3 separate regions of the Mus musculus genome follow, and all the other regions are linked to region 2. A link is a loop called in an ENCODE intact Hi-C map of the cell type or tissue named here. Cell type or tissue: left cerebral cortex. All regions are shown on one strand.

Evidence for each region. Hi-C counts contacts between places; a loop is a spot of excess contacts. Peaks named below come from ENCODE experiments on the same cell type or tissue, not always from the same donor. Only the 100,000 strongest peaks of a DNase experiment are listed, where the experiment ranks them.
Region 1: a loop joins it to region 2, with 2.4 times the contacts of the local background. A loop is called at or near these places in 11 of 42 quality-filtered maps.
Region 3: a loop joins it to region 2, with 3 times the contacts of the local background. A loop is called at or near these places in 11 of 42 quality-filtered maps.

The regions. Positions count from the first base shown.
Region 1 is chr17:25,787,581-25,795,580 of GRCm38, reverse strand. It overlaps Ccdc78 (coiled-coil domain containing 78), which reads right to left. Exons shown (of 13, transcript NM_001165929.1): 5 at 7,741-7,829; 6 at 7,550-7,628; 7 at 7,339-7,464; 8 at 6,710-6,885; 9 at 6,502-6,583; 10 at 6,263-6,342; 11 at 5,729-5,795; 12 at 5,556-5,656; 13 at 5,068-5,471. The coding sequence ends at 5,369. It overlaps Antkmt (adenine nucleotide translocase lysine methyltransferase), which reads left to right and starts at 3,187. Exons shown (of 5, transcript NM_145410.4): 1 at 3,187-3,528; 2 at 3,905-4,009; 3 at 4,095-4,235; 4 at 4,598-4,648; 5 at 4,803-5,081. The coding sequence starts at 3,367. The coding sequence ends at 5,033. Metrn (meteorin, glial cell differentiation regulator) reads left to right here. Exons shown (of 4, transcript NM_133719.2): 3 at 148-207; 4 at 290-1,010. The coding sequence ends at 606. In left cerebral cortex, a CTCF peak has its summit at 4,056; DNase peaks (open chromatin) are centred at 2,736, 3,183 and 3,734; H3K4me3 peaks cover 2,621 bases; H3K27ac peaks cover 3,463 bases.
Region 2 is chr17:25,563,543-25,571,542 of GRCm38, reverse strand. It overlaps Sox8 (SRY (sex determining region Y)-box 8), which reads left to right and starts at 857. Exons shown (of 3, transcript NM_011447.3): 1 at 857-1,433; 2 at 2,483-2,715; 3 at 3,462-5,650. The coding sequence starts at 1,021. The coding sequence ends at 4,210. It overlaps Cerox1 (cytoplasmic endogenous regulator of oxidative phosphorylation 1), which reads right to left and starts at 732. Exons shown (of 2, transcript NR_045176.1): 1 at 442-732. In left cerebral cortex, CTCF peaks have their summits at 524, 3,362, 3,568 (motif pointing left) and 5,124; DNase peaks (open chromatin) are centred at 5,129, 5,809, 6,111, 6,880 and 8 more places; H3K4me3 peaks cover 6,175 bases; H3K27ac peaks cover 6,351 bases.
Region 3 is chr17:25,797,275-25,805,274 of GRCm38, reverse strand. No RefSeq gene overlaps it. Among named protein-coding and RNA genes, the nearest start is that of Metrn, 4.2 kb to the right of the region's middle. In left cerebral cortex, a CTCF peak has its summit at 4,027 (motif pointing right); DNase peaks (open chromatin) are centred at 1,987, 4,050 and 7,720; H3K4me3 peaks cover 521 bases; H3K27ac peaks cover 2,595 bases.

The sequences.
Region 1 (8,000 bases), 220 kb before region 2:
AGGCATGTACCTGCAGGGTGTCTTCAGGCTATAGGATGCTGGGAGAAGGGTTTAGTCTCTTGCTCCTGTACCTTTTCCTCTTGGGAGGAGCTGTGGGCTCGTGCTGAGAGATCACAGGCCTGGCTGATGACCTGCCTTGCATGCTAGGTGCCTGCAGGCCCTGCAGTGATGCCGAGCTCCTCCTGGCTGCATGCACCAGTGATTTTGGTGAGTGTTTCTGTTGCGGGAGAGCTTAGGGTCTGCCTCACATTCCCACGTGCCCACCACTGGCCACCATGTCTCCTCGTAGTGATCCACGGGACCATCCATGGGGTCGCCCATGACACAGAGCTGCAAGAATCAGTCATCACTGTGGTGGTTGCTCGTGTCATCCGCCAGACACTGCCACTGTTCAAGGAAGGGAGCTCGGAGGGCCAAGGCCGGGCCTCCATTCGTACCTTGCTGCGCTGTGGTGTGCGTCCTGGCCCAGGCTCCTTCCTCTTCATGGGCTGGAGCCGATTTGGCGAAGCTTGGCTGGGCTGTGCTCCCCGCTTCCAAGAGTTCAGCCGTGTCTATTCAGCTGCTCTCACGACCCATCTCAACCCATGTGAGATGGCACTGGACTGAGAGACCTGGGAGCAAGCCCTGGATGGACCTTCTTCTGGAGATGGGGTGTTGGGGAGGGTGATGGGAGGGTGGGTGAGAAGGGTGTGGCTCGGATGGCATCCTGGTACCCACAGTGAGCTGGTAGAATACTAAGTAATCTGGACCATACCAGCCACTGTAGTCATGGTCTTCTGTGGCAGGCAGCATACCCAGCTCTGTGCCTGCCTCACTTTGTCTACTCTCCAGTCTGCTGCCCTTCTAACCCTTCTTAGCCTGCTGACCAGTGAGCTCATGTTTTCCTCGAATTCCAGGGTGCTGCTGGGGTTCAGAGCAACCGTGCCGTAGTTTGGAAGACTTGAGCTAATTGTTTTTTTTTTGTTTGTTTTTTTGTTTGTTTAAAGGTGGCCTGGGGGGGGCGGCAAACAGACAGACATCACTTTCAGCTCCTTACGAGGCCTTTAGGGAGGGGTTCTTTAGTCTGGCACCGCGCCATTCCCTTCCATGGTCCTTGTGAGCCATACAGTCATCCTTGGCCCGGTCCCGCCCTTGGGGAAGAATGGGCCCCTCTGTCCGGAGGCCCCTGAGACGTGCTGAGCATCCAGACATGGCAGAGAGCCTGCAGGGTGTGGGGTCTCCTCTGCAGGATCCTGCTTGTTCGTTTCCGGCGGGAGAAATGGACAATGGGGTCTCTAAAGACTGTTTCCCGCCACTGGCCCCATTGTTGCTATGCCTGCCTTTCTCCTGGGCCTCATTATTTCGCAAAAGGCTAGTGAGACCCTGAGCAGACAAAGCCTGTGGCTTGAAAGACCTTGAGTGAGGTGTGCGCTGGTTTTCTTAGGACGTCCGTCAGATTTCTTCTGCCTCTACCTCATGGCTCCTGGGAAACAGCTTCAGCTCCCGTGCTGTGCGGAGTGAGAGTGGAGTTCTGGAAATGCGTGACCTCCCTCTAAGGCTTTCACCCATCATCAGTCCCAACAGACTATTCATTCAGACTGGGAGAGTGACAAGGCTGTGCAGAGACCAGACATATGGTTCCTTGCCTCAGACTATGACAATGGTGGTGCCACACCCTACATAGGCCCCCGGAATGGCTTCTTTGGGATATTTATAACCAGATAACTTAAATCACATCTGTGTAATCTGAGGGTGGACAGAGAGCATGCTCCTTTTCCATAGACTGCTTCTGGAGAGGGAAGGGCACTGAGAGTCCGAGATCACTCCTGAAGAGTAGGCCATTGCATTTTCTCCCTCCATATCTGCCTCTGAATCGGCCCCTTGCTACTACTTCTCTTCTCCCCAAGCTCCATGGAGTGCTAAGGATTTAGACCCTTGTCTTTCCATCTGGTAGGGGAAGGCTGGTCCAGTGGCCTCAAGTCTGCTCTAGGGAACAGGTGGTGAAGACTCCAAACAGTAGAGACAGAGACAGCAAGGAGGATGGTGTGTATAAGCAGGACCCAAATCACAGGAGCTAGCCTGGGAAAGCCTTGCGAGGAGCAGAGACACCTCCAAGTAGAGCCCTGGCAGCTGAGGAGCAGAGTGTGGGTGCCAATGTCAGGTCAAGTTGCCAGGGCTTCCTGGGTGCTCTTGGTCTTAGAGTACTGCCAGGAGCAGCAGACAGGAATAGCTATGTCCAAGCAACCCTGTCTAGAATTCAGTGTGTGGGAGGGCTCTGGTATAAATCTTCCGGTGGCCAGGTTCTGAGCTGGATGGAGCAGAGCCTCTCTGCAGAATACATGTACACAGAATACATGCTGTCTTGCGACACCTGTCCTGCAGATGGTTTTGGAGGGTAACACTCTGTGCCTGGGCGATAGGGTGGTGGTATTGGGCATGTTCAGTTTGGAAGCCATCACCGTCTATGCTAGGGATAGCCGAAGAGGCCATGAGTGAGCATAGTCAGGGAAGATCTACCATTCTCAGACAGTTAGCCTTGATGTGGGTGGTCGGGGTCCAGCAGCTTGACTCAAGGCTCTATCTGTTTCCATGCAGGGCCTTACTAAGAGTCACTCAACCCTTTATTTTTGAAAGAAGGAGATCTTCCGGACTCCTGGGCTGTCTTCCACCCTAGGCTGGGCCCTTTGCCAGCACCCAGTCGCTCACATCCGGCCCCCTCCCTCCGTACTCACTAGAGAGCCAACATCTGTCTCTAGCTGCCCGCCCCTCTCCTTCGACCCCAGAATACTCTCTGTTTCCCGCCTAATTATTGTCGCGGAAGAGGGGGAGGGGCGGCTGGAAGGACGTCCTCTGTGGTTTGCTTCTGGATTTTTGGTAGGCTTTCAGTCATTTCTTGTCTTGATCAACAGAATTTGCGTGAGAGTGCCTTTCAGTTATAGACCCTGGCTATAACCCGAGGCTGCCGGCCAGCAGTACAGCCTCAGGGGGATTTAGAACAGATTCCATTCCATGTGGTTGTCTGTAAAGTGGACCCTGAAGCTGACCGCTGTATGTCTCGGACCGTAGACCCACTCGTGGCAAACCCTGTCATTCTCGCCCATCGCCTGGGTCATCGCTACCCCAAACCATCACCCGGAACCCAAGGAGGGTCCCCCGGATGGCTGGGCGGAAAAGAATGAATGTCGGACTGGCCTCGGAGGCCTCTTCCACTTCCGGCGACTGATCGCAGCGGATACTTAGATTTCTGCAGTTGCGGCTGCGGTTGGCTGGCGTACGCTGCAAGCGGATAGAGTTTGGCTCAGGCTGGGGGCAGCGGGGAGGGCAACCGCTTCCATTACCGGCCGGGAGCCTTGGGAAGTAGGACCTGGAACTGAGTGTCTGTCAATCATGGATCAGGACGACCCAGCCGAAGCGTTGACTGAGCTACGCGAGAAGCGGCTGGGCTTGCTGGAGATAGTGCAAGCGGCGGCAGGCTCGGGATTGGCCGTCTATACTATATGGGCGCTGCTGCTGCAGCCGGGCTTCCGCCGGGTGCCTCTGAGGCTGCAGGTGCAGCGTTGAACCTTGGAAGGAAAGGGGCCAATACTGGTGCAAGCCAAGGTTCCATGGGTGGGGTCAAGGCTACTGTAGGTAGCGTAAAGATGGGCGGAATCAATTATGGCGCGGGACCTAACCCGGGAACCCGATGTACGGAGAGTTGGGACCAGGAAGTTGCGGAGCCTGGGTCTTTCGTCAAGACCAAGTCTAAATGAATGAAGCTGGGATTGAGTTACTTAGGGGGTACGGGCCTATGACTGGAGAGTGGGCGGGGCTCACTGGATGGTATCAATTTAAGAAAGGAAATCTAGTAGGCTCCCATCGGCCCCCAAACTGGTGCTTCTGCCTGTGTGATTTCTAGCCTCAGCCCACCAAATTCCTTATTCAGGTGCCCTACGTTGGCGCGAGTGCCCGGCAGGTTGAGAACGTGCTGTCACTGTTGCGAGGCCGCCCTGGAAAAATGGTGGATCTAGGCTCTGGTGATGGCAGGATCGTAAGACCTGTGTCTATATATTCGTTGTCCCTCTGGTGGTGGCCCCATTCCCTTCATCCAGATCCCACACTCTTGGCTCCCATAGGTGCTGGCGGCCCACCAATGTGGTCTCCGTCCAGCTATGGGATATGAGCTGAACCCGTGGCTTGTGGGACTTGCACGGCTGCATGCCTGGAGAGCCGGTTGTTCTGCGAGTGTCTGCTACCATCGAAAAGATCTCTGGAAGGTACCCTACCAAACTTGATACCCCTCCCTCCCCCTCCCACTCTCTTTCTTTCCAAACTTGATTTTCTTTACCCTCCCTCTTCCTTTCATTTTTTTTTTTTTTTTGAGATGTGTGTCCAGGCTTATCTCAAACTAGCCTTGGATTATAGGCATCAGACCTAGTTTATGCAGAACTGGAGATTAAACCCAGGGATATGTGTATGCTAGGCAAGCACTCTGCCACCTGAGGCACACCTCCAGCTCCTGATATCTTTATCTCCCAAGTTTCATGCTCTGAGTGGCTATTATGTGGATATCTGGGTGGGCTAGAGGCCCTACCTTGGGGACTGCATGCCCTCCAGCCTTTACCCTTGTTTTCTACAGGTGAGCCTCAGGGACTGTCACAACGTGTCTGTGTTCCTGGCTCCCAGTGTGGTAGGTTTTGGGTCTGTTGTCCTGCTGGGAGATCAGGGCCACAGTCTTGGCTCTTGGATGCTCTCGGGCCTGGAATATGTTCTGGGCTCAGCTGGATGGGGCAGCTTTTTCTGACCTGCTCCTGTGTTCTTTTCCCTCCTGTTCTTTCCTACAGCTCCAACTGCTGGAGGACAAACTGCAAGCAGAGCTCCCTGTGGGGGCCCGTGTGGTATCTGGACGATTCCCCCTTCCCACCTGGCAGCCTGTAGCTGTGGTGGGCGAGGGCACTGACAGAGTTTGGGCCTATGATGTCCATGGTTCTGGGCCAACTGTGTCTTCTTGTGGGGTGCCCATCAAGGCCATCCCAGAGTCCAGTTCTACCTTAGTCCCTAGAGCCCCTGTTTGACAAACTGGCTGACTGGATAAAATAAAGACTCTGTGGGTTCAATCCTGACTTTTGTTTGTTCCAGGAATCACTTCCTGGGGCAGGGTGTCCAGAGGGTTCCATGCTGGCTGTAAAGAGATTTCTTTTGAGATTTTTCTGGGAGACTAGCTAGTGACTCTGAGTCCTTGGGCGCTGAGGCCTAGTGGAAGATACAGCTTTTTTTTTTTTTTTTTTTTTTTTTTTGAGACAGGGTTTCTCTGTATAGCCCTGGCTGTTCTGGAGCTCACTCTGTAGACCAGGCTGGCCTCGAACTCAGAAATCTGCCTGCCTCTGCCTCTGCCTCCGGAGTGCTGGGATTAAAGTCGTGCGCCACCACTACCCGGCGAAGATACAGCTTCTACTCCTTGGGGATCTCCAATATTCACCAACTTCCTCAGTTTCAAGATTTCCTGCTTGTACCTGATTGGAATGATAAATCACTTGTCTGGCCATGGATTCTTTTCTTTCCACCAGATTAGGACCCTGGAGCCACATCCAGCCTACCTGCCCAAGTGCTGGTCCACATACTCCTGTAGCTCAGAAAGCTGCTGCTCTGCCATGGTGGCCCGGACCATCAGCTGTGCCCGTTCCCGTTCTAGCTCTGCCTGGTGGAGGCATGAGTTATGAGCCATGGTAGGAGGTAGAGTAGGGGGTCTCCGCCGCTCCTTCCCTACTACCTGAGTGTCCTGGGAGAAGTCCTGCAGCCTCTGCTGGATTTGGGCCCAGGATGCAGTGTCTAGGGCCCTGTGAGGAGAGGGTAGGAGGGGCAGTCTCCGAGCCAGGCATAATACTTGCTGCGTGGTTTTAGGACAGCATAGCACTGCCTGGAGCCCCGGAGCATCTGCACTTGGATAGTCCCCTGACTAGCTCAGTGAGCCCTCGTCTACACAGTGTTTTCTTCCCCAATTCTTGGGAGGTACTATCTCAAGAGCCTGCCTGGTATACAGCAGGTATAGAGGCCCAAATCTACAGCTGCCGAGGCCACTAGGCTGCCCACTGTCACCAACCCCATTTCACCTATCAGATACTTAACAAAGCAGCCATCCATTTTCAGTGATTACCAGTGTTCCATTCAAACTGAGATAGCCCAGAGCAGGGATAAGAGAACCCTACTCAGTAGCGAGGGTTGCTAGAATGAATGAAGGCTGTTCAGCTTCTGGTTCTCTCTGCCTGACTTGTAGACCTCTCCTATATCAACAGAAAGCACTCACAGTGGCTGTGACTTGTTCTCCTTGGAAGTTTCACCAGATCCCTTCTCTGGGTACAGTAGCAGTGTCCTATGTCGGCCATACTGTAAAAGGACATGGTGGGTTCCCTTGGCTGACTGAAGAAGGCCAACCGCTCAAAGACTTTGAGTTTGGGATGAGGCCAGGGGTGAGTCCTTCCTGGGCCTCTGGGCTTCAAGGCAGTTTGAGACAGTAGGGAGAGGGCACCTGGGCCCCAGTATTACCTCGTTTTCTCTTGGGTGGCTGAGTTCAGTGGCCCAGTGCATGGGTAATGGCTCCAGGTTGATGGCTGTTGCAAAGGTAGCCCTAGGAATACCATATGACCTGTTGGGATCTGTGGGTGCCTGGCGCTGCTCCTGCAGCACGCTAAACCACAGTACAGGTCGCATGTTGCCATCCCACTCCAGGTGCCTGAGTCAGGGTGGAGCCCACCTGCAGGTGGTTAGCAGCAACTCCTGCCTCTGGTTCAGATCTGCCAGGCGCTTTCGGTAGGTCCGGGCAGCTTGGGCCAGCTGTTGCTCTCGGGTTCGGTGTGCAGCCCTAATGTCCTGCAGAGTGGACTCCAGGAAAGCTTGAAGGGCCGCCTGATTTGTGCTACTGGCGTTCTCCTGGAGGGGATTGGGTAGGACAGAGCTAGGGTTGGGGTTGAGTTTGGACCAGGTTAGGCAGCTAAGCTGGAGGAGCTGGGCTTGAGTTGGGTAACATGGTTGGGCTTAACCTTACTCTCTTTTTTAAATTTGTTTGGTTTTTTGGTTTTTTGTTTTGTTTTGTTTTTCGAGACAGGGTTTCTCTGTATAGCCCTGGCTGTCCTGGAACTCACCTTGTAGACCAGGCTGGCCTCGAACTCAGAAATCCGCCTGCCTCTGCCTCCCGAGTGCTGGGATTAAAGGCGTGCGCCACCATGCCCGGCTTAACCTTACTCTCTATCCTAGCTGGCTGTGCAGGGACCCAGGACCACAGATTCCTTGTAACTGTCTGCCCAGCACAGCCAGGCCAGACTCACACTCCTCAGATCTCAGAGTCTACTTCCGACCACCACAGAACATAACTAAAGTGCTCACCACCGTCTCTCTGGCATAGTGCTGCAGCCGGACAGCATACTCCTCGTTCATCTTCTTCAGCTGGAGCTGCAGCTGAGTGTTTTCAGCCTCAGCCTGCCGGAGCTGACCCTTACAGGAGGCCAGCACCTGGGAGTACCCAAGAGGCGATTGCTCTGTTTGTAGGACTCCCACCTGCCAGAAGCTGAGGCTCACGGGGTGGGTAAAGCCTCACCATGGCTTGGGAAGCCAGTTGCTGACCAGTTGTCCTGGCTTCCTCTCGGGCTCCCTGCAACTGCTGGCTTAGGACTCCCCTGTGAACACAGTGCAGGCTCAGCTAGGCCAGGGTGAGGTCATCCGTCATCCCCTAAAGAAGGATCTCTCCGACCACTGGGCTCTGCTTGTTGTAGGTGAGGTGAAACTCACACTTGTGTCTCCAGTGCCTGCTGCCTGGCTCTGTGATGCTCCAGAAGCCATTTCAGTTCCTCCTGCAGCTTCTGCTGGCCTCCTGGAGGCTGCAGGGTGAAAAAGACAGCCACCAGACTCACCGCAGGCCCCTGTGCTAGGTGGCTGTGCATTGACGATCTTCATGCTGCTCAGGCTCAGAGAGCCTGCCTTTCGCAGGCTGAACCTTCGTGGACAGATGGGAAGAGAGGGGAGGGGAGGGAGCAGCAGACACCCGTTTT
Region 2 (8,000 bases):
CAGCTCTATGCCACCCAGACAAGCTTAGGGTGGCAGGTACATCGCCTCCTTTGAGTTTGGCGAGAGACTCCTAGCTGCACTTGGAGACCTCCGGGCTGGGAGGCAAGTCGCGGGGGCGACCTCGGGCGCGGTTCGGAGTCAGGCTTGGCTCTCGCCTCGGGAGAAACGTCCCCTCTCCGACCCTGAGCACTCTCCGCCTTCTCTCTAGGCGCTGAGGAGAAGCGGCCCAGCGTGGTTTCCGCCTCCGCCAGACCACCCAGGCCCGCCCGCCAGGGCCTCCGCGCCCCCACCACAGGTCATACCCGGAAGGACCCGAGCCCCCGCGTCCGGCCCCTCCATCCGCCTGACCGCCCTCAGGGACTCAGCAGTCACTGCCAGAGCAGCCCCGCCCAGCGCCCCCGCCCTCCCACCTCTGTCTAGCCCCGGGGTCCTCCAGCTCACCTAGGTGCGGGAGTTACCAGGGTCACCTGGTGGCTCTTGTCATTGCGCCACCCTGCGGGCAGAACCCGGGTTTGGTTGCAATAGCGGATTCGAGCCCCACATTGGAGGGAGGGATGTTGGACTCAGGAACCTTGTGGATTAGCATCCTTGCCTGCCGCCCGAAAGTCAAGCCGTGCTGCTGAGATCCATGCACTGGGCAGTCAGTCACCCTTAGCCCTCTGACCCCGCCTCAGCCGAGGGATCAGGCTGCGGGGCGCCTGGCCCACGTGGTACGGAGGGTGGAGCGGGGTCGCAAGGCTTCTTTGGATTCGGGGCGGGGCATACAAGCTCCGCCTGGGGAGGACCTGCCAACCCGGACCGGGAGGGGCGGGGTTTCGACCACGGCTTAAAGAAACTTGTTGCGGGTCCCAGAACTGAGACTGAGCTACTGCGGCGGAGGAGCTGCTGCTGGGCCCCTGCGGTGAGGACAAAGATTGGGTCCTGCGTGGCAACCTTGGATTCTAGAGTGTCCTTCCACAGAGTGACCGGGCGCGACCCCTGCGTCCATCCCCACTGAGTGCCCCTCCGCGCGTGGCCCCGATGCTGGACATGAGTGAGGCCCGCGCCCAGCCTCCCTGCAGCCCGTCTGGCACCGCTAGCTCCATGTCACACGTGGAGGATTCGGACTCCGACGCGCCACCGTCGCCCGCGGGATCAGAGGGCCTGGGCCGCGCGGGGGGCGGCGGCCGAGGGGATACTGCTGAGGCAGCAGACGAACGCTTCCCAGCCTGCATCCGTGATGCCGTGTCGCAGGTGCTTAAGGGTTATGACTGGAGTCTGGTGCCTATGCCTGTGCGCGGCGGCGGTGGCGGCACGCTCAAGGCCAAGCCACACGTGAAGCGGCCCATGAATGCCTTCATGGTGTGGGCACAGGCGGCGCGCCGCAAGCTGGCGGACCAGTACCCGCATCTCCATAACGCAGAGCTCAGCAAGACCCTAGGCAAGCTGTGGCGGTGAGTGTGGGGACTCTTGACACTCAGGCTGAGGAAAGGAGTGACTTCGTGCCCCAGCTTGGGCTGTGCTCCTGGGCTGGTTCCAGGGTGGGTCTGGTCAACAGAGACACCAGGTGTGGGACTTTGGAGATGGACGGAGGCCAGTGCCTGGAGTGTGACCCTCCAGTCCTTTCTCCTCTCCTGGGATATCCTGCTGAGAACTGCAGAACTGGGGATCCTAGCATCGAGTGGCCACCACGGCCTGTAGGCATATTGGGTAGGCATCAAGCTGCTTTGTCCTGGGCAGAAGCTGGGACTCCGGGGTCCATGAGGAGTCCAAGTCCTCTGGCAGGTACTGCTCCCAGGCCACAGGAACCTGGAATTGGGGAAGGAAAGAGCAGGTGAAAGTGACAGGCTCAATGAGCACTTTGGCCTGAGAAAGGCAGGCATTATTGAAGACAGCTGCACAGTCCCACCTCCCAAGCTGCCTCTATTCGAGTTTGAAACAGTGTGTAGTAGTGATACTGGGCTGAGCAGGACAGCCAGGTTGTCTTGCCCTCTCAGCTTGGCCGGCAAGTTGAGGTTCAAGGTCGAGAGATTCTCAGGGTGTGTGTGTGTGTGCTCTGAGGACAATCTCCCGGAGTTTCTCCATCACTCCTGGCAACTTGGGATGGCTGGTTTCCAGAAAGCCTTCCTTGCCTTTGTCGAAGTATAGTTTTCACTGGGTCCTGTTGTCTTTCTTGAGAGAGATTGGTGGTGGTGGTGGTAGCGGCGGCGGTGGTAGCAGTGGTGGGTGACTGGATGAGCAAATAGTGCTGGAAAGGGGGACTTCGGGAAAGATGGAGAATTGGGGTCTTGGTCCTTAGACCACACTGTTGGGCTCTGCCCCACTGGTGTCGGAGTTCTCAGCAGGAGGGCAGGTTACCCCTTGGAGGGTATCCTGAGCTCTCCAGCACCCTATCCTGTGCTCCAACTGTCTGACTGCAGGCAGCAGTGTTTGCTGGCGCTGCCTAGGTCCTTGGCAAGTCTGGAGCTCCGTGGGCATCCTCGCTCTACTGTGTTTTCTGTAGCTTGCTGAGTGAAAGCGAGAAGAGGCCGTTTGTGGAGGAGGCCGAGAGGCTCCGTGTGCAGCACAAGAAAGACCACCCAGATTACAAATACCAGCCAAGGCGAAGGAAGAGTGTGAAGACTGGCCGGAGCGACTCAGACTCTGGTACTGAACTGGGCCACCACCCTGGTGGTCCCATGTACAAAGCTGATGCAGTGCTCGGCGAGGCACACCATCACAGTGACCACCACACAGGTGGGCTCCAGGACCCTTAGCATGGGGGACGGGCAATAGCAGGACTGATCTGGAGTGTGGGTAGGTCTTCCCTCCATGGTTGGCAGTCTGAGGAGGGCTGGGTCTTCCCCGATCCCTTGTAAAAAAAAAAAAAAAAAAAAAAAAAAAAAAACCTCTGGATGTAGCTATTTCTTATGTACAAAAGGAGGGAGCTGCCTAGCTCCATCTAGCACTCTGGAGATGTCTACCGTCACCGGGACTTACTCACAATCTGCCTCCACTCTACAGTAACAACAGCGTGGGTCAATAGCCCCAGCCTCAGAATCAGGCTGGTGGGTGGGGTCCCAGCAGCTAAGCAGCCGAAGTGAAGCTGGAGGCAGGCCGGCTGTGAGCTTCCGTTTACTGGGCTGTGGTGGGGAAAGAACGGGGTTGTGTGGGTTCGCCTTGGTCCAGTGCCCAGGGCCAAGCATTCCAAAAGTGCCCCATTAATGCTAGTTCTGGTGGGGCCGGCTGGCCACCTTCCATCCCCCCACCCAGGTCTTCAGGGAGGAGCCTTGGGTCTTCCCACAGCACAGTGCCAAACGGAATTTTCTCAGCCAGTAAGTGAGGGCTAGGTCTGAGTTTGCAGGAATTTCTGGGAAGGTAAGGAAACAAAAAGCCGTTGATTTGTACCTGTGGCAGTTACCAGGGTTCCTGGTGTCACCCACCAGCTCCACCCTGGTCCCACAGAAGGAGCATTCATCCTTGCAATATACTTTCTTCCTCAGGCCAGACCCATGGGCCACCCACCCCACCCACTACCCCCAAGACGGACCTGCACCAGGCGAGCAATGGAAGCAAGCAAGAGCTAAGGCTGGAAGGGCGCCGCCTAGTGGACAGCGGGCGCCAGAACATCGACTTCAGCAATGTGGACATCTCCGAGCTCAGCAGCGAGGTTATCAGTAACATGGATACCTTCGATGTCCATGAATTTGACCAGTACTTGCCCCTCAATGGCCACTCAGCCCTGCCCACAGAGCCCAGCCAGGCCACTGCCTCTGGCTCCTATGGAGGCGCTTCCTACTCGCACTCCGGGGCAACCGGCATAGGGGCATCCCCTGTGTGGGCCCACAAGGGAGCTCCCTCGGCTTCAGCTTCGCCCACAGAGGCAGGACCCCTTCGGCCACAGATCAAGACGGAGCAGCTGAGTCCTAGCCACTACAACGACCAGTCACATGGCTCACCTGGCCGTGCTGACTATGGCTCTTACAGTGCCCAGGCCAGCGTCACCACAGCTGCCTCTGCCACGGCTGCCAGCTCCTTCGCCAGCGCACAGTGTGATTACACTGACCTGCAGGCTTCCAACTACTACAGCCCCTACCCTGGCTACCCTCCCAGCCTCTACCAATACCCTTACTTCCATTCATCCCGTCGGCCCTATGCCTCGCCACTGCTCAATGGGCTCTCTATGCCACCCGCACACAGCCCCAGCAGCAACTGGGACCAGCCTGTGTACACCACCCTGACCCGACCCTGAGGCTGCTGCATCCAGGAAGTCTAGCCAGATCTTTGAGTTCTTCCGGAGTGTACTCGGTAGAGGTTGGAGGCAGCCAGCACGGCCTTACTCCGTCAAGTGCCTGCTGAATGTGCAGGAAGCCAGGCTTTGTCATCCTGTGTCCCTTTGCTTCTGGATATCCAAACTTCTGCCAGGGGACAGAGCTCTCTTTTCCCCCTCTTCTTTCTCTGAGGTGACTGGTGGTTTCCAAAACAGGCATTCCGTTGCTCTCCGGTTTGGATAAGTGTACACCAGCTCCCGAGTTTTGCATCTCAGTAGATAAGAAGATAGTTATGCCTAAGGACAAAGGAGAGAATGGGCTTCATGTCCTTATCAGCCTACCCAAGACCTCCCTGGGACCAATGGATGCTGTTCCCACGGTGAAAGCATGAAAGGACATCTGTGGATGCTCGAGGATACATCCAACCCGGGGACTCTCTTGGGACCAATGTGAGATTGAGGGGTTTCTCATTACCACCGTTCTTCCCAGCAAGGCTTGGCTGAGATGAACACTTTCTGTGTCTATTTTTATTTTTTGTTATTTTTTATTTTAAGGCTTAAACATGTTTGTTTTTTTGAAAGGTGTTGAAGACGTATTTATGTTCTGTTGTTATTTTATCTTTAATTAATGAAGTAATTTGTGCAGAGAGTAGAATTTAAGACAAAATTAAAGTGGGGAAGCTTGCTCTGTAAAGGGCAGGAGGGAGGTGGCTCAGAATCCCTAAGCATCTCTTTGCTTGGCCTTCGGATGTCCCTGGAGGCCTCCACCAGGCACAGGAGGAAGTGATCAACCTCTTAGGGTCTAGTTAGAACAAGAAGCCCGGCACCATCATTGGGCCAGGCATTGAAAGGCAGGAGTAGCATCTCTGCCTTCATGGTGCCAAGCGGTAGAAGACGGAATTTCCTGCAAGCTGGGCAGCTGCAGAACCACGATAATCTTGGCTCTTTGGCACCAGGCGCTACTTACCAAGCTGTGAAAGGAGAGCCTCCCCAACTAACCTGCTTAGGTTCCTAGTTAGAGAGTAACATCAGCTTCCCTGCCTGCGTCGCTGTGTCGAGTGTATAAACCGGCTACGTCACGGAAACTTGTGCCTTGAACACTTTGTATATTTGCTCACATTTGAGAAGTTTCGCTTCTTTTTAATTTTTCTACTTTTCCTACCTTTTTTTAGAGGGGAAAAAAAAATCCAGCCTTTTTTTTCTTTCTTCAGCTTATCTCCTTCCGGGGGCCGAGGTGGGAACCACAGCAAACTCATTTTTATGCAGTCTTTTTTTTTTTTTTTTTTTTTTTTTGGTGTTGAATTCAGAAAGACATTTGCTGTCCTTTACTCGCTGTGTTTCGTTCCTTTCTGACCAGGCAATGCTAACTTTTGTACAGATAAATTTGATAAAATTTAAAAAAAAAAATGTTTTCTCTACTTGGAGCATGTTTTGAGTATTACTTCTTATAATTAAGCCTGGGGGTTCTTACAGGAAGGTTCCTGGCAGAGATGGGTGCAACTCTGCTGAGAGCCTGGGTCCAGCTGCCTTAAGCAGGCCACTGGGGGGAGGGGAGCAAGCCAGCCCAGACTCCCCAAGGTGGGAACTTCCTCACCTTAGGGAGGTAGCCAACCCTGTCACAACCACTTGGTCTGAATTTAAACACCATGCCTTTAGCCTTGTCTGGCTTCCTCATTTTGAGGGTTTGCTCCAAAGCAGACAGATACAGGTCCAGACGGGCCATTCCAAGCCGTGCTTTCCTCCCAGCCGAATCGAGGCTGGTATCTGGGTGGCTGGACAGTGTCTCAAATCGATGGGCATTTTCTCTTCTGGGAGCAGGGTCCTGGCTCAGAGCCAGGCTGGGAGCAGAGAAGAACCATCCCAAGAGAGCCTGCTGCTTGGAGCAAAGTTTCTAGGGAGAAAATGGTTGTGAGGAGAGAGAGCAAGTAGGGGGAGGGGTTCTGGCCAAGTCTCCCGGGTGCATGTGGCTAGCAGGGGCTGCCAGAGCTGGCTTCATCTCAGCTATGTAGACTTCAGTCTTGGTCTGGGAGTGGGGTAGCCATGTCTCTCTAGAGCCACAGTGTGTGTGTGTGGGTGGTGTGGTGTGTGTGTGTGTGGTGTGTGTGTGGTGTGTGTGTGTGTGTGTGGTGTGTGTGTGGTGTGTGTGTGTGTGTGTGTGTGTGTGTTTGGTGTGTGTGTGTGTGTGTGTGTGTGTGTGGTGTGTGTGTGTGTGGTGTGTGTGTGTGTGTGTGTGGTGTGTGTGTGTGTGTGTGTGTGTGGTGTGTGTGTGTGTGTGTGTGTGTGTGTGTTAATTTATTACTGCCCCAGTTTAAGAAGCTTGACTCTAGAGCCTGCTAAGACCAGCATTCAGAAAGTCACTTGGGTTTATAAGAGCTCGTAAGGTCTGAGTGTGCCAAGCTTCCAGGTGTAGGGGATTCTGAGGATGGTGCTGTGAGAACCAGGTTCATGGATGGCTGATGTCTTCGAAGGCTACTGTCCATGTAGACCCAAACCCTGCCAGTCCTGCATCCAGCCAAGGGTTGTCTGAATCCATATGGCCCCCAGAGTTCTCTCATTGACACCCCAGACCAAGGAGAACCCCAGGTTCCCGGCTCACTGACAAAGCCGTGAAGCCCTGCTGCTTGGTTAGGATTAGCTTTGGGGCTTGCCAGGTTCCCAAGGGCCGGGTGGCCCTGCCAGTTCTGTTGGAACTTGGCAAGCCTCCTGAGTATTAACTCCTGGGACCCAGGGCCCTTCTGTCTTGCCAGCCAGCCCTGATACTGGGTGTTGCTTCCTGAGAACCTCTTGTATCTGAGCATCATGACGTGGGGCACCAGTGTCCTGGCCTGGCTACCCCAACTTTATTCTTGTAGATTCTCTGTACTTTGTACCTCCCTGCCTGCTTCCACCTCAACTCCTGGGGCTTTCAGAGGCGGAACCTTCCAAGGTCATCCATCTTGGGAGACTCCCGGTGCTGGTGCTGGGACTGGGACAGACAGCTTGGAGAGGAAGGAGTTCTGATGTGCTGGCCCATAAGAAGAGATTGTCTGGTGTCTCCTGAGAACTTCAGTCTAAAAGTAGTTCCCTGGCCAGCTTCGCCCTGAGTCCAAGCTTTAGAGTCCTGTTCTCTCAGAGAGCACCCATCCTGTTAGCCCATCCCAGGGGCAAGTTGGCAGAAAGTCCCTCCTCTTCATTTCTTGACCTAATACAATGTTAGCTCTGACCTCAGTGGAGGTCAGAGCTAACCTCTGTTCAACAGAAAGGGAGTAACGGTCTTGTCTGCCCCAGCATCCGAGAGACTGGAAAAAGCCCCCTCCATTCCCTACTGATCTTCTTGGTGTAGTATCAGCTCTTGGGAGCTGGTATCTATTTGGTCAAGTTCATGTCCATCCTGGCTATCAGTAACTGTGTGTCCTCCGGGCACTCCCTATCTTTACCGACTCTCCCAGTCAGTTTGGATATTCAACATGCTGTATCCTATGGCCTCAGTTAAGGCTCAGCACAGAGAGTGGTTACCAGAGGTGCACAGTCCTGGCCTGGGGTCTCTACCCCCACCTTTCCTTCCCAGTGTCTGACCTCATGTCAAGGGACTCCAGCCCTGCCAAGGACTGAGCCTCTCTGCCCACCTCACATTTGCTGTGGCTGCTGTCAGTGGCATTGGGCCCCAGTGTACTCTTGGGAGGTGATGTCCCAGCTGCCAGGCACTGGACAGATATGGACACTCATCTGTAGGCTGTGAACCAGCATTATCTCCAGTCTCCCAGTGTTACTAGGCCCAGTGTGACTCTTAAGA
Region 3 (8,000 bases), 230 kb before region 2:
AGGGGATCACTAGCTGGGCGTGTGTCTTGGCTGGGGCAGATAGGATGAGCACACTCCGGTGTGAAGGTGGGTGTGAGGAAGGCCCAGCACACAGTGGCCCTGTCTCTTGAGAGCACTTAGGAAGTTACTGAGCACTAATCTGGGGGCCTTTCCTCTCTCATCAAAGGACCAACCTGCTTCCCTCTACCTCTGCCATCCTCCTCAGATCAGGCTCTCCTTCATGTCATCAGAAACTTCCAACTTACTGCTCTCTTCTGCTCCCCTTGGGATTCCAGGAGTTCAGTTGGCATGCATTAATGGTCCAGCTCTCTCAGGCAGCTATCTCCTCAGTTGTGGTCTGTTAGACCCTTGTTCCAGGCTGGCGAGATGGCTCACTGAGTAAGAGCACTGACTGCTCTTCCAAAGGTCCTGAGTTCAAATCCCGGCAACCACATGGTGGCTCACAACCACTTATAATGAGATCTGATGCCCTAATCTAACACCCTCTTCTGGTGTGTCTGAAGTCAGCTACAGTGTACTTATGTATAATAATAAATAAATCTTTGGGCCGGAACGAGCCGAGTTGACTAGAGTGAGCAGAGGTCCTAAAAATTCAAATCCCAACAACCACATGAAGACTCACAACCATCTGTACAGCTAGCTACAGTGTACTCGCATACATTAAATAAATAAATCTTTTTTTAAAGACCCTTGTTCCTTGGGCTCTATGCCAGCTAGGAGGGTACCACATCTCTCACCTGGCACTTCATCTGGTGTGGCCTCTTGTCACCTGCCACTGAATGAACTTATTTGACTCTCAGACTCTATATCCTCCCCAGAAGTTTTCACTTTCATGTCTTCCCCAAACACCAAGAACCCCTCTTCTCAGCCTGGGCCTACTGGCTCTCTGATGGCACAGTTATGATGAGCTGTTGGCTGACACAACACTTAGAGGGCCAGGGTGGGGTTTCCTGGGTACCCAGTGGGGCATAGGGGAGGTTCACACACCCCTGTGGTCATGATGATAGGGAAGCTGGCTTCTGGAACACCTTCCACGGAGGATTCCTGCATCATTCATTCCTGATGACGCTTTTGGAACATCTTACATCCTGAGAGAACTGTGTCAGACAATATCCAAGTGCCTGACCAGGGACTTTCGTCTCCTGCACAGAATATGGGGTAGCATATAGGGCCAGTTCAACCAGGATGCTTTCTTCACGGGTCAGTCTTACTTGTCTTAAGCACCCCTCTCTTAAGACACCCCTCATCTAAGGCTATTATTATGTTCCTCACCCTTGCCTTGATGTCAGAGCAGAGAACACTGTCTTCTATCCAGGCTTCTAAGGTCCAACTCCACAGAATGGGGATGATGAAGACTAGGGCTGCTGGCACATTTGGCTCGGATAGAGAGGGAGGAGGGAGCATCATGGGATCACTCCTAAGCCTAGAGTGATGATGATAGCTCTACACTGTCTCTAAGTCTTACCACAGGAGGTTCCAGGCATGGCCTTTCAGGGTTCTAGTGTGGAGAGTGCTGGGGAGACACACAGCTGGGTCACATCTTCCCCAGGTCGTTCCCCTCACTGAACCCCTTCTGGGAAACGTAGTTGGGCTATAAGGAGGAATACCTTGAGTGCACAGTATTGGTGGGGAGCGACCCCTTCAAGTGAGTCACCCTGAGCTCAGGTAGATACTTTATGCCCCCGATCCTCTCTACCCTCCTTTCTTCTCTCTCCCTCTTTACTTACCCTCTGTCCTTTTCCATTCCTCTTCCTGTCTCCCTATACTCCTCCGCCCTTTCCTTTTCCTCCACCCTGTCCCTGCCAAGAGCCAGAGGCTGAAGTGCACAGGAGAGAAGCAGGTGGAACATCAGTCTGGCTGCCCTGATGACAGGGTGAGAGCGTTGAGGTTCTCTGCTGGCCTCTGCTTTGGCCTGGCCCCACCCCCTGTCAAGACTGAGGATGACTCAGGGCCCAGCTGACACCTCAGCAGCACGAGTCGCCTAGTGATGGCGGTCTCCCGGCAACGGTCGTCTCCTAGCAATGGGATATTTTCCCCTGGCCCTGGCTGGAGCCAGTGGCTATTTATAGCTCAGCTTCAAATCAATCAGCAGCTGCATTTTAGGCTTGTGTTGGGGGGGGGGGCTTCTCAGCAAATGAAAAACTACAGAGATAGAAACCTCAATGCCCAACCCCCTGAAGTGCCAGGCTAATGGGGTGGGGGGGAGATGTATCCAGAAACCATGGGAATGGCTGGAAACCTGAGACTTCTTGGGAGCTGACGGCTATGATTGTATCCTGGATGAGGTCTCTGTGTTCAAGGGGCTGATGGCTGAACCACCCTGAAACTGCCTAGGTCCAGCTGGGTACAGCAAGGGAAGGCAGTGCTCAGGGGGTAGGTACCATTGATGCACTTTCCTGGTCCCCTGGTGCCCCCACCCATCGTTATTTCCACCTTGCAGCTCCATCCAGCAGGACACACATTTAATCCTGGCTGTAAGGGTCCTGGTGCCACAGGCTCACTAAGGGATACAGGAACGCTCTCAGGTTACCTGTATCTAGCCCCTACCTGGCTTCAAATGTTATCTGCTATCTGTGAAGGGGGCAGTCCTAGGCAGGTGGGAAACTTGTCCCCCCTTTCTCACAAGATCAAGGAGAAACCCAAACTCACCCTCTGTCAGTAGGTCAGATTTCAGGTTATATTTGTGGTTGTGTTTGTTCAAATCTCCATGGTCCTGGAGTCATTGGCTTTCTAATCCCTGTCAACTCTCCTCACTTGTAGCTCTTCCCCGAATAGCCCCAATTGGATGGCCTGTTCATTGGGAACCAGCTGCATGTCTCCCATCAGCTCTCCTGCTGAACGTTTGGGCTGCTTACCCTCCACTCTGCTTAGGGACCAGCATACTGCACATACATTATTGATGTCCTCAACCTGCAAAGGCCTGTGTAACAGGGGACAGTATGGCTGGAGATGGGGTGCCTGAGTGGTGACACTCATAACAACCAAGGCCTCTGTTGTCCCCACTGCATCCACAAGTGCAGTACATGGCCCTGGGGAAGACAGTACAGAAAACAGGTCTCAGTGTGATTTCCAGCCCGGACAACCCCTATGATGGGTAATTTTTGTTGTTAGCATAATATATGTGTGAAGGGAGAATTCAACTGAGGAATTCTCTCCATCAGATTGGCCTGTGAGCATGTCTTTGAGGCATTTAGCTGACTCTGACACTTTAATCTATCTCTCATCTTTCCATCCATCCATCCATCTATCATAGTAATGATCAAATAAAAAGAGACATCTTCCTTCCTTCCTTCCTTCCTTCCTTCTTTCCTTCCTTCTTTCCTTCCTTCTTTCCTTCCTTCTTTTCTTTACTTCTTTCTTGTTTTTTTTTTCTTCTTGTTTTTAGATACAGTCTTTCACTGTGTAGTCCTGGCTGTCCTGGAACTCAGTTCTGTAAACCAGGCTGGCTTTGAACTCTCAGAGATCCACCTGCCTCTGCCTCTGCCTCCTGGGTGCTGGAACTAAAGGTGTGCGCTGCTATCACCCGGTTGCAACTCATTTATTAAGGTAAGGGCACAAAGTCTTGAGACATTCAAGGAAGTCCCCAAGCTTGAGCATAAACAGCTAAAGGTTCTCTGAGATGTGGGGTGCTCTCTCATTCATCCTTCATTTTCCTTCTGGGTATCTAAAAGCACCAGGAGCAGCTCTGTTGGACCCTGAGGCTACTCATGGCTTTCTGGGATCTATACCCATGGGCATCAGACTTCTGCTAGCTAATGATGGTCAAGGGTCCCTTTCCCTGACCAGTGTGAGAAGTGGCACCTGTCTAGAATCTACCATCGTGACAGAATCATTGTTATGGTGCTAGAAGATGAAGATGGGAAGAGTAAGTTTAATAGAGAGACTCCGGTCAGGTGAGTGTTTCTTTCAGACCAAGTTACCCCTTAGTAACCTCTAGCAGTTACCTCTTACTGCTAGGTCTCCTGCCATTGCCCTTGGAGGTTAGGGTCGGACGACTTCAACTCTGAGACTGGCCAGCTCATCCCCATATTACCATTAGAGGGCGCCTGGAGACTACTTTTCTGCCTCAGTGGCTTGCAATGGGAAGTACCAAAGAATTACCAAAGTAGCTGCAATTTCTCAGGCTGGATAGTTGTACTGTGGTTGCCCGAGGTGTCTTGTATCCTCGGTACAGGCCTTGGTGTCTGCTATAATTTCATCAGGCATGTCATATTTTTCTTTTTTTTTTCTTTCTGTTTCCAGATTGATTTTAAAGTTTTAAAATTATAACCACAGAAATCCCCCTGCCCCCGGGACTCCACACTTGAAAACACTTATTTAAAAGGGGTTGGGTAGAGAACTACTTGAATTTACCTGCCTCTGCCTCCTGAGTGCTGGGATTAAAGGCGTGCGCCACCATGCCCGGCTGAATTTACCATTTTTATTTTTGCCATGCCTTTCCATTGAATTTTATTTTATTTTATTTTATTTATTTATTTATTTATTTGTCTTTCAAGATGGAGTTTCTCTGTGTAGCCCTGGCTGTCCTGGAACTCACTCTGTAGACCAGGCTGGCCTGAAATTCACAGAGATCTGCCTGCCTCTGCTTCCTGAGTGCTGGGATTAAAGGAGTGTGTCACCACTGTTTGGCTGAAAATATTGTATTTATGATTTAATTTTTACATTTTTTTTTTACCTTTAGGTGTGTGTGTGTGTGTGTGTGTGTGTGCCCGTGCATGCATGCATGAGAGTGGATTTGCCTGTGGCGACAAGAGGCATCAAATTCCCTGAAGATGGAGTTTCATGCTGTTGTGATCCTCTTGATGTGGGATCTGGGAGCACAGCTTAGGTCCTCTGCAAATGCAGTAACGTGTTCTCAACTGATAAGCCATCTTTCCAGCCCATCTGACTTTGTTATTTATTTTTTTTTTTTTTTATTTTTGTTTTGTTTTCTTAGACAAGGTCTCTATGTCATCCCTGCTGTCTTGAACTTCTCTAAGTAGACCAGGCTGGCTCCAGACTCAGAGATCCTCCTGTTTATGCCTCCTGAGTGCTGGGATTAAAGGTGTGCGCCACTATTTATTACATATTCTATTTGTTTGAAACAGGGTTTCTGAATAGCCCTGGCTGTCCTGGAACTCACTATGTAGCCCAGACTAGCTTTGAACTCACAGAGATCTACTTTTCTCTGCCTCCAAGTGCTGGGATTAAAGGTATGTGTCATTATGCCCCAAATATTACTTATTCTGATAGATTACAAGATCTCATCATATAACCAGAAGGTCTGGAACTCTCTGCAAAGACACCAATCTGACCTAGACTCACAGAAATCCACCTGCCTTTGCCTCTCAATAGCTGCAGCGTCTCAGGTGGCCTCTTATTTATTTATTTATTTATTTATTTATTAGAAATTTTTATTTTATTTTATTATTTATTTATTTAGGTTTTTTTTCAAGGCAGGGTTTCTCTGTATAGCCCTGGCTGTCCTGGAACTCACTTTGTAGACCAGGCTGACCTCAAACTCAGAAATCTGCCTGCCTCTGCCTCCCAAGTGCTGGGATCAAAGGCATGTGCCACCACGCCAGGCACTTTCTACTTTTAAAGGATGTTATTATTGTTGTTGGGTGCTGAGAATGGAATTCAGGGCCTTGCACACCATGGCAACACCTCCTCCCTACCATCCTGACAAATTCTTAACTGTGAACTCCTATAAAGTAAAAAATAAGTTACATACTTCCACTATACAACAGCACAGAATTCATTCTCCTATTCCAAAAGAGAGAGAGATAGGACATGGAAAGAAGATATGATATGAGACCAAAGCAACATCCAAACCCGGACGTCAAGGGTTTACGATAGAATCATCCGGGCTTCATTCTGTTAGAAATAAATTTGAGGTTGCAAAGAAAGAGACCTCCACTCTAACTGAAGTGTCTCAAGAAGGCAAACCTTTACTGCTGACCAAGGAGTGAGCTGCTCACAGCATGGAAGAGGCAACTCAGACAGGGATTGGTTTTTATTCTAACTCAGGTGATGACTGTGTCTTTTCCCCATTGGCTGGGCTCAACCTCACGGTCTTTAGTGATTGGCTAGGTTTGTTTGTTTGTTTGTTTGTCTGTTTGTATTGAGACAGAATTTCTCTGTGTAAAGATCCCTGGCTGTCCTGGAACTCACCATGTAGAGCTAGTTTGCCTCGAACTCACAGCGATCTGCCTTGCCTGTGCCTCAGGAGTGCTGGGATTAAAGTTGTGTGCCACCTTGCTCAGCCCAAGCTTGGTTAGTTTTAAGAGAATCTGTGCAAAGAAAACGAAGGGGTAAAAGATAAACCATTTTAATTCAAGAATATAGTAGGGCCTTTGTGTTTGGTATGGGGGTGGATTAAAACATTTGCATAAAAGTCTACCAAGCTGAGAAAATAAAAAAAATTTGAATTCCTTGCTTTTATAGCATCCCACATTTCTATACTATTTGAGAGAAAAAAGTCATATTTAATGTTATTTATTTATTTACTATTTTACTTATTTATTTATTTCATATATATGAGTATACTGTCACTGTCTTCAGACACACCAGAAGAGGGCATCAGATCCTATTACAGATGGTTGTGAGCCACCATGTGGTTGCTGGGAATTAAACTCAGGACCTCTGGAAGAGCAATCAGTGCTCTTAATCGCTGAGCCATCTCTCCAGCCCATATGTAATGTTTCTTCCAAGAACAGTCACACCACACTGTGTTTACTGATTCATCAGGAAAGTTCTGGTCACTCTCACCTTGTGTCATTTTGACTCTCTGGACTGGGGCAAGGAGCCATCTGAGCCTTCTTATTGGTCAAAGAGGGCCTGGGAGGCAAGGAGAAAGTAGTCAGTGTTTGAAGCTCCTCCCCAGATTGCCAGTGGGATCACTGGATCTCATCTGTCTCTGAGCGCAGGTCCAGGCCAACCGGAAGGGTTTCACTCGGAACCTGGAGGATCCAGAAACAGAGCCCTGGGGGTGGGAGAGAGAGAGAGAGAGAGAGAGAGAGAGAGAGAGAGAGATCCTTGGGGACCTGCCAAGGTTCTTCTTCTATTTTCCATCTCCTCCACCCTCCCTTCGGTCAGATCCAAAGGACAAGCTGCTCCAAGGAAGCTCTTCCCCATTGGGGGGTTTCACAGTGGCTCTATTTTATTTTAAGAGGTTCTCGGGGGGGGGGGGATAGGGGATTTTCAGAGGGGAAACCAGGAAAGGGGATAACATTTGAAATGTAAATAAAGAAAATATCTAATAAAAATATTTTTTTAAAAATGAACAACAAACAAAACAAAACAAAAAAAAGAGGTTCTCATGTAGCCCACACTGTCCTTGAATTCACTATGGAGCCAAGGATGCCCTTGAACATCTGAGCTGCTTCCTTTACTTCCTGCCCGCTGGGATTACAGGCAAGACCCACTACACTCTCAGTTTAACATTATTTTAAAGATCAAAGCCAGGGGTGTATGCCTGTGTGGTAGGTGCTCTATAACCTAGCTACATCCTCAGGCTGCCTGGGATATCTTTCTGATTCCCTTTCGGTTGATCTTGACTGTAGGAATGGCCTGTACTTTGGCACCGGCAGACTACCAGGCTTTGTCAGTCAGGTGGGTCCCTAGGCAGGTCCTCTAGAACGCCTCATTTTTTTCTTAGTATCCATTTAACATTGGAGGAGTGTGTAGTTAGGTCTGAGAATGTATGGTGGCAGAAGGAGATCCACACTACCCACGCTACTCCTTCCAGACCTAGCCAGTATTCTTTCTTTTCCCCAAACCGAAGGTTTGGCCTAGCTCCATGCTCCAGGCCCTCTGTACCCTCCCTTATGAGATGCAGTAACACAGGGGTTTTAATCTCTTTTCCTTAAGTACCAGCAGCAGGATACCAGTGTTCAGATTTTGGCTGCAGACTCTACTACTTCTCTTACAAAGTCCCACTGCCCCGAGGTCCACTGAAGGTAAGGGGTGGACAGCCTTCCAGATTCCAGTCGACAGCGAACCCCACCAACCCACCAAAC